2 separate regions of the Homo sapiens genome follow, and region 1 is linked to region 2. Evidence: read pairs that join two places in POLR2A ChIA-PET (ENCODE). Cell type or tissue: Panc1. All regions are shown on one strand. Each heading gives the region's core, and the rest is flanking DNA. Links, peaks and the distances in the headings are about the cores only. Region 1 overlaps EML6 (EMAP like 6). Region 2 has its middle 61 kb from the start of RTN4.

The links. Peaks named below come from ENCODE experiments on the same cell type or tissue, not always from the same donor. Only the 100,000 strongest peaks of a DNase experiment are listed, where the experiment ranks them.
Region 1: POLR2A ChIA-PET joins it to region 2 with 6 read pairs; 2 of 35 experiments call an interaction of 5 or more read pairs at or near these places.

What each region holds. Positions count from the first base shown.
Region 1 is chr2:54,813,259-54,817,655 of GRCh38, forward strand. It overlaps EML6 (EMAP like 6), which reads left to right. Exons shown (of 42, transcript NM_001039753.4): 3 at 1-133; 4 at 3,529-3,627. Among named protein-coding and RNA genes, the nearest start is that of EML6-AS1, 64 kb to the left of the region's middle. In Panc1, for the core only: no CTCF peak of the experiment used is centred there; no DNase peak of the experiment used is centred there.
Region 2 is chr2:55,109,732-55,114,128 of GRCh38, forward strand. It overlaps a transcript of RTN4 not described here. Among named protein-coding and RNA genes, the nearest start is that of RTN4, 61 kb to the left of the region's middle. In Panc1, for the core only: no CTCF peak of the experiment used is centred there; a DNase peak (open chromatin) is centred at 2,212; H3K27ac peaks cover 3,193 bases.

The DNA.
Region 1 (4,397 bases), core at 105-4,104, 300 kb before region 2:
CGTTGCAACTGGCCAAGTCGGGAAGGAGCCATATATATGCATATGGGATTCCTATAATGTCCAGACTGTGTCTCTTCTTAAAGATGTCCATACACATGGAGTTGCCTGCCTGGCTTTTGACTCAGATGGACAGGTGTGTATCTTTTTTTAGTTGTTTTATTTAATGACTTCTCACAACTCACTTAAAACTATAATAGGAATAGCCAGTAGATTCAAAGTCCATCAACCCTTGCTGGTTCTTCTGGCACAGCCTCCTAGAATTTTTCACCTGTTTTTTCCCCTTTAAAGCTATGGCACTAACACCAAACTCTGGACAGGCCTTGGTTTTTGTTCCCCTAGTCCCACCATCTGGTTAAAAAGCATCCATAAAAGAAGTCATGAATTCATGGTGATCAGGTTCACCATAGCCCAGTAATTCTACTTTGTTGTCTGTTGTTAGCTTCCTATTTGGAGTAAGGGCTAGACCAAGCCTTATTCATAGACGTCAAGCCCTGAGCATGTCTGTAGTACCTCTTGCTTTCAAAAGATGACATCACCTCCTAATAATCCACTGAGAAGATTATCCTTGACTCTTTACCCCTTGATGTCACTTTTAGCTGCTTCTACCTGTCCTCTCCCAATTCAGTCTATCATCAATTCCTGGGTATTCATGTTTCTTTACAGTAACTGACATCCTCTCCTTTCCATTCTTCCTGCCACTGTCCTTTAAGTGCTAATAAGTCAGTGTCATGTCTGACTTAGTTGAATCTCTTAGTCTCCTCACAGGCAATTTCTTGCTAATGCATTTCATCAACTGAAAACGGTGTGAAAGCATTGTTTAAAACCAATAAGAGCTTGGAGTACTCAATGAATAAAGTCCACACTTTGTAGGTGGGCATTCTATTTTAGCCAACTTTTCTAGACTTTTATCCGTTGTGCCCTCATAGTCGAATTGGACAAATCTGCAAGACTCCTATAGCAGACCTTGCATGTTTGTACCTCTGGGCCCTGCCTCAGTCTGTCCTGTCCACCTGAAGTGTCCTGCTCACCCTTTTGCCCATTGAAGTGATTCAGTCTCCAAAGGTTTTCACAAAGCCTTGCCAATCCCTCCCAACAACATTTTCTCTTCTTCCTTTGACTTACAGCAACACTGGGCAGAAAAGATAGGTTGATACGTTCTAGAAAAGAAAGTAAAAACGGAGGGGTCATTCCTGGCTCCGGCTGCATTCATCTCCTCCCTAAGGCGGGGCCTCTTCTCCTCATCTCCCCAACCGCCTCCGTTTCCTGTGCCACCCTTCCTCTGTCTCTCTCACCCTGCGTGTTTCTGCCTGTTAATTCCTTCAATCTAATTTTTGACAAGTTTCAGAGTTAATTCTGTAAGTTGGTGCCATGCAAAGATCTGTGAAATTATTCATAGAGGCTTAACTGAAAGTCTGTGGGAAATTCAGTGGATTATAGGAGTTGACCTGGGTTGAGTCACTTTTGAAAAACAATTAGCATTTACTTGCTGTTTTCTGCTATTTTAAGAGAGCATCGATCACTAGTCATTTTTCTTTCTAGAACTAGATTTATTACATATGTAGACCCCTGGAATATATGTTCTTTATTTTACTCCTTTGTAATCTCATCCAGTTAGTCAGTTTAATGCATGCATTCCCTTTTATGGCTACATAAAGAGATAATAGCTGGATGCTAGTATTTGTTCAGGCTTGCAGTTATATTGACTTCCTGAATAAACTGAAGTGAATCAGAATCCATACACATGTACAAGTATAAATGTATGCTTATGTCTGTACTGGTATGCACCTTCTCTAATCGGATTTTGTTATTCAAGCAAGCATTCTTTATCAATTTGTTCTGAAGTGTCACAAGAAAATGTAATGCAGCAGAGGAAAATCCAGCTTTAAAAATCCAGCTTTAACTTCATTTTTGTCCATGTTAATTTATGTTAGAATCCTAGCTATTCTCCTTTAGGTTTCATTTTGAAGGATGGTGGGTGGGGGTGGATTGCATGGTACTTAACTGTCAGGTGAGAGAAATAACCTCTTGTATGTTAGCCATGGTGGATTTCCTGGCTTGTTGATGGCTATTTCTTCAGGTCCTCCTTACTCCCTGGACAGAGTTCACTGGAATCGAATGATATTTAGAAATGACAAATGGTCCATCACCTCACAATAGACAAAAGGCAATAAAAATGCTTTTCAGGTAGCTATGGGAACTGTCACTACAGATGAACAAAATAGGTTTCTTTCAGCTTTTTCTCCATCAGGAAATGTGGGTTTTACTTCAGTGCCCCTATTTGTGTTCACTGCTTTTTTTCTCTTGAATAAGCTGAATGGAATTCACCCATTCAGATTTTCTTATGAATAAAAATACAACCACATCTTGTTTCCATTGCTGAAACCCTCAGTTAAAAAATTATAGCAAAGAAATTTCTTAAGGACACATTAAAAAACCCTCAACGATGTGTGTTATATTAAAAATTCCTAATGGAAGCCATCTTTAGTGAAGAAAGCTGAAGAATCCCTGCATAACAGCACATGTATACATTTAACCATATGTGGCTGTCTGTTTCATCCACACTGTGAGTGTGCATATACACAGACACACTCTCGAATGTACTCAGTACTCACACACTCTTACACTTGGGGAATACCATATTTTTAAAACCCCTTTAATTTACATACTTCACTTGACCCATACAACAATCCAATAATGCAGAAGGAATGATTATTTTTTATACCCATTGTACAAATGAGAAAAGTGAGATTTAAGGAGGTTAATTTTGCAAGGTGTTATGTCTGGCTACTTAAAAGCAAAAAGAAAAGCCAAATCTACTTATAGTTCAGATTTCTTACATAATACTTTCTCCTTATAAGTGATATCCTGCAAGAAACTCTGATTTTGGTATGACTGTTGCCTGTTTTTCACACTTTTGGTTTTGTATATAATCATGTGGGTTGCATTTTATTCTTACTTTAAGGACAGGTTCTGACCTGAACCCAGGGAATTTAGGCTGGGAGGTGAAGTACCAGATTACTTCTACTTAGATTATATTATCTTGTAGTCACCTTAAATGTTTGTGAAATTATAGAAAACTAAAAATTAATGTTCATTTATTCTATTCGTCAAACCCTTAAATTTTAGCAGTTGGAAGCTTTTAGACTATAGAATTCTGGGTTCTATTAAATCTCACATTAAGATTTTACCTAAAAATTTTAAGTTAAAAATTCCAAATGCTGCTATCAAGTTCTGTTTCTGTAGTTTCTATTGACGTTTCAGAGATCTCCTGAGAGTTTATATGTATGTTTCTTACACTTAAAAAGGATAAAGGAGCTGTAGCTCTTAGGTTCTTGAAATTTCAGCATATACTAATGGAAGTCATCATCTATTGTGTTATTTTTAGTTTGGGGTTTAAGATGGGTTTTGAGAAATCGGTTTGTTATAAGAAATTCAATGCCTAACCCATAGTAAATAGTAACTATTTCTTAACGTGTCAGTAAGTCTTCCCATCACTTTTAGGTACTAAATTATTGTTCTTATTCTTAGCGTTTAGCCTCTGTGGGGTTGGATGCCAAAAACACAGTCTGCATTTGGGACTGGAGGAAGGGAAAACTTCTGGCGTCAGCCACCGGCCATTCTGACAGGGTAAGAACTTGTTGGATCAAGCTATGCAGATTTCAGAACTTGGGGGGACTTGTGATATCGCGTCTCAGACTTCTAATGTTTTTAACAGTAAATATTTCAGTATACATTTTTTCCTATTAAACTTATAATCATCCTCTTTTTTCATGATTAATAGCTAACTGTGTTAATGTGCTTCTGGTGATCAAGTACTTTATATGAATTGTTAGTGCTTTTCATAGGCAAAGCAAATTTTTGATGCTGGCATTTTACTTTATGAAATCAAAATGGAATTGAATTTGAAATTATGTGTAGTTTAGATGTATTCATTTAGAAATGGAAATAGTTGTTAGAAAATAGTCACAAAATATGATTACAAGGGTATGCATTTTAATTTTGAATGAGTGTAATGACAACTTCGTGATTCTTTGTTGTATTTGAGAACATAGAATGTGACCTGCTTACTCCTGTTGAAGTCAGTGTGATCAAAAATGATAATTCCATGTAGTCTTAGGGGATGAAGGGGGTATATACATATAACTGGTCAGAAATCTAATTTGCCAGTGTCTTGCATAATTAAAATAATTTGACTCCTTTATTATCTTGGTTTCTCTAAACAATGAATTTGCATGACTGTCTTACTTGAATTCCTAGTTGTTTTGTATTTCTGCACAATATAAGTGTTAATGTAGAATAGGCATTTCCAGTCTTTTGGCTTCCCTGGGCCACATTGGAAGAATTGTCTTGGGCCACACATAAACACCAACACTAATGATAGCTGATGAGCTAAAAAT
Region 2 (4,397 bases), core at 291-4,290:
TGACTCAGAGCATATGTTGACCCGAGTGCCCTTTGGCAAACAGGAGCTCCAGGCAGAGAGTAAATATGCCCTAAATATTTGAAAAAGGGAATCACTCAGCCAAGAAAAGAGGAGTCTGAGGGAGCACCCTAAAACAATCTTAGCCTTGTAGAGGGATATTATTTATTCCCTGGGGAGAAAACTGTTTCTCTCTTCCAAAAAAGAGTGGACATTGAATTTATATTCAGAAGTGGTAAGAAAAATAAGGGAAGGATGATAAATAGTGAAAGGAACAAAAGAAATTCTGGAATCTCAGGGCTGGGCGTGGTGGTTCACACCTATAATCCCAGCATTGTGGGAAGTCGAGACTGGTGGATAGCTTGAGCCCAGGAGTTCGAGACCAGCCTGGGCAACATGGTGAAACCCCATCTCTACCCAAAAAATACAAAAATTAGCCAGGTATGGTGGCCTATGTCTGTAGTCCCAGCTACGTGTGAGGCTGAGGTGGGAGGATTGCTTGAGCCTGGGAGGCAGAGGTTGCAGTGAGCCGAGTTTCTGCCACTGCATTCCAGCCTAGGTGACAGAGGGAGACCCTGTCTCAAAAAAAAAAAAAAAAAAAAATTCTGGAATCTCGTGCCTCTCATCAATAGAAAGCAGCTGTAAAAGAAGCAGAGGCATAGCCCAAATGGCCCCTGAGTACCCCTTCTCACCTTCCATTTCCTTAGAATGGTAGATATTTGCCCAAGGTTACAATAATATCAAAACAAACAGAACAATCAGGAATACCCTATGACATATCACAGCCAATAAAGGCTCAAAAAATTCTTGCTGATGAAGAAAACAAATGTTCCCAAACAGCATTTCCTGGTTACTTATCAATAATGCAGACCAATGTCAATCTATCTGAGGGCGCATATACGTCCATTTGGATCCTTTAAAAAAAACTGTCTCATTCTTTAAATAAATGTCAAGGGTGTTTACTCCAGAAATAAAATAGAAAGCCAACCTCAAATCAGGAAAAATACAGATTAAAAATATATCTACGCCAGGCCAGGCACGGTAGCTCATGCCTATAATCCCAGCACTTTGGGAGGCCAAGGCAGGCAGGTCGCCTGAGATCGGGAGTTCAAGACCAGCCTGGTCAACATGGCAAAACCCTGTCTCTACTAAAAATACAAAAATTAGCTGGGCGTGGTGGCACATGCCTGTAATCCCAGCTACTTGGGAAGCTGAGGCAGGAGAATTGCTTGAACCCAGGAGGTGGAGGTTGCAGTGAGCCGAGATCGTACCACGGTACTCCAGCCGGGGCAACTGAGTAAGACTGTGTCTCAAAATAACAATAATAATAATAATAATGTATCTCCGCATGGGGGATAAGGTCTGAAAAAAAGAAAAGAATAAAAACAAAATAAAAACAAATTGTCTTTATTTTTACTTGCTTGCTTGCTAACCTTGGGAAATTTGCTAGCTGCAAAGTTGCTTTTTATTTTCCAATAATTCTTGAGGGATCACTGGAATACTTGCATGAAAAAAAAAAATTCACTTTAACCTCACTCTTCCGAGATTTTAAAAACAGAGCAAGCACAGAGATAACAAAGAAACCTTTTTCAGAGGCACCCTCAAATCTTAGGCCCAAATAGATGGTGGTATCAACAGAAACAACGAAATATCCATAGCAACTGTGGAAAGCAGATTCTCATCCCATAGTGAGATAATAAATAAAGTCACTGCCTTTTGTGACACCTTACTCAACCTCAGACAGAAATAAATGTTCCTCACTCCTGTTCGCATAAATCCACCTAGCTAGTGTTTGTGGGAGCAGAGGGAGGATTGTTCCCCAATCCAGGCCCACGAAAGTGGCTTTGCCTTCCACAGCACCTCCCACCCTCTGCTGGGAGTCACAGACCTCTCCTAAGGACCCACTCAGGAGGGTGTTTGGGGCTGTTTAGGAGGAGGGGTCTCCACTGGCTAGTTTGGAGGAAATTCAACGAAATCGAAGCCCAACTGTAGGGGCCATGTACAGAGTAAGTGTTGAAAAAACGTTAATGTCCACCCTTCCTTTATCCAGACACATTGAACAGATATTCACTGAAATGTCCTTAAAAAATCTACCTCACCCCATGTCTATCCATCTTCCCGAATGCTGCCTGCCTCCTGCCTTGTGACCAGCTCTGCCGGCAGACCCTGCAGTATGACTCAGCGTGTTGAAATCCGCCTCTGTGGGCACGCACTGCTCTCAAAACTGCTTCAACCACCAGAAGCAGTTAATTGCAATGAGTCTCTGGGGATCCTGCTCCAATGGCGACACTCAAGAGGAAGCAACCACCTAGGCAATACCTTCCTATTAAATGCTACCAAACTCCAGAAAGAGCGTGCCTTGGCTTTGTGAGGAGCTCAGAGGCTCTGAGAGGCCCCCTGTGGGGGAGCGTGTTCAGGACTATATGAGGCCTACCTTCCCAGCTCACCTGCACTGGGCTGAGATGATGGTGGTGACAATGACAAATAATACTAAGAAGAAAGGTACCACTGACTGAACACTTATCATTTGCTAAGCACTTGGCATATGTTGCCTCATCTACCCCCGGACAGCAACCCCGTAAAATCCTCATTTTACAGGTGAGGAAACCAGAGGTCACAGAGCCAAAGTCAAGTGGTGATTAAGCAAGGCTTGAGCCCAGACTGTGGGGTTAGGGGTCTAGGCTCCCAACCACGTCAACACTACTGGCTTTAGAGCAGCTGCACTTTCCACACTAGTATTGTTCTAAATCTAAGCACGGCCAGAGGAAAGAATAGGAAGCTCCACACTGACCTCTAAGCTTTTTATAGAGAAGCATCTCCCCAGACACAGCCCCTCCAGCGAGCCTGGAGCCGGGCTGCCTCAGCTGTGTCTGCAGCAGTCCTCAGAGGCCCTGCTGGAACCTGACCCTGAAGCTCCCAGCATCCACGCTGCCGCTGGCTCCCAGCCCCGCCTTGCGGCTCGAGCATAGCCATGAACAGCTCTGATGAATTATCTACCAGAGGAGAACTCCAATTGTATCATCAAAAGAGAGTTGGGGATTATCTGTTATTTTCATTGTCCTTGCCACTTCAGCCGCTATTTATTCAGAGCTGCTCATGGCTCTGGCTTCCTTGTTTTATTTCTTCTGCCAACCCCCAGCTGGAGTTTCTGGAGCAACCAAATAGCTAAAAACAAAAAGAGGAAGCAGCAACAGTCTGACATTTACAAAGATGGAAAAATTGCTCTCTAGACACATGACAACAAACTGTAGAAAGAAAAATTGTGGCAAGATCAACGTGAGCAACTGGGAGCTCAGTGGATGGTCCATAGATAGAAGGCCCTGGCCACACTGTGATTCCAGGGCCCCAAAAACCACCAGCACTGGTGTGAGAAGGAGGAAGACCGTGACCTGACATTAAGAGAAAGGCTATGTCCTGTGCTGTTGCTAGAAAAATAAAAAGGCCACCACCAAAAGAAGCCCTCTCCTTTCTTCTGCGAGGAGGGTAAGCAGTGCAGTCCAAGGCTTCCTGGGGTGGGAAAAGGTGTATTCTCTTCTTTATGTGTGGAAGCCTTGCTTACCTGTAGAAGAGGATCCCTCAGGACTTCAGAACTGTGGTTTCTACAGACTGGGGCATGTTCAGGTCAATGTGGAACTGAATTCAAGCCTTATCAATACTCACAAACAACAGAGGAGGATCTCAGGTGAGACTATGACTACCTCCCACTCATTTAGCATCCCTGGCTACTCTGTCCTCTTTTGGAAAGCTTCTGTCTGTCTCTCTGAAGTGGGTAAAAGAGACAAGGGTGGTGGTGGTAGTTGCTCTGGGGGAGAAGTTGCTGCAGTAGCCCTTGTTTCAATTGAACAATATTATGGATTTCCGTCCAGCAAGTGACCTCTCACTCCGGACCTGTAGGGTCCATGCAGTCCAGTGTAAGTAAATTGGCTCTATCAGCCTGGTTTCACAACCCACATCATCCCAACTCTACCCTACCCAAGAGTTGCTAGAAGCACCTATTACTCCTGTAGAAGGTGAGGGAGAGGTGACCCCCAGTCCAAAGTGACTGGAGACCATGACTGACTGACCAGCCCAGAATCAGAAGGCTAAGGAACCACCTGTCTAATAGTCTGGTGCCAAACACAGGCCCTTCACTGCTCTTGGGAATGTTCTCGGCCATCCCTTCCTGGCCAAAAACAGAATATCAACTGCTTCTGAACCTGGGTCCTAGGCAACTAAACTGGGCTGTGAAAGAAACATCTATGCTGAGCCTATTGCTCCCTGAAATGGCCTCACAAATTTGCTTTGGAAACCATGAATTTTTCAAAACTTGATTTTCTTTGTACTTGTTGAAAGTTTTGTTTTCATCTTAAAATGCTAAATATACAATTTATCGGAAAATATAGCTAGATTTATATTTTTCC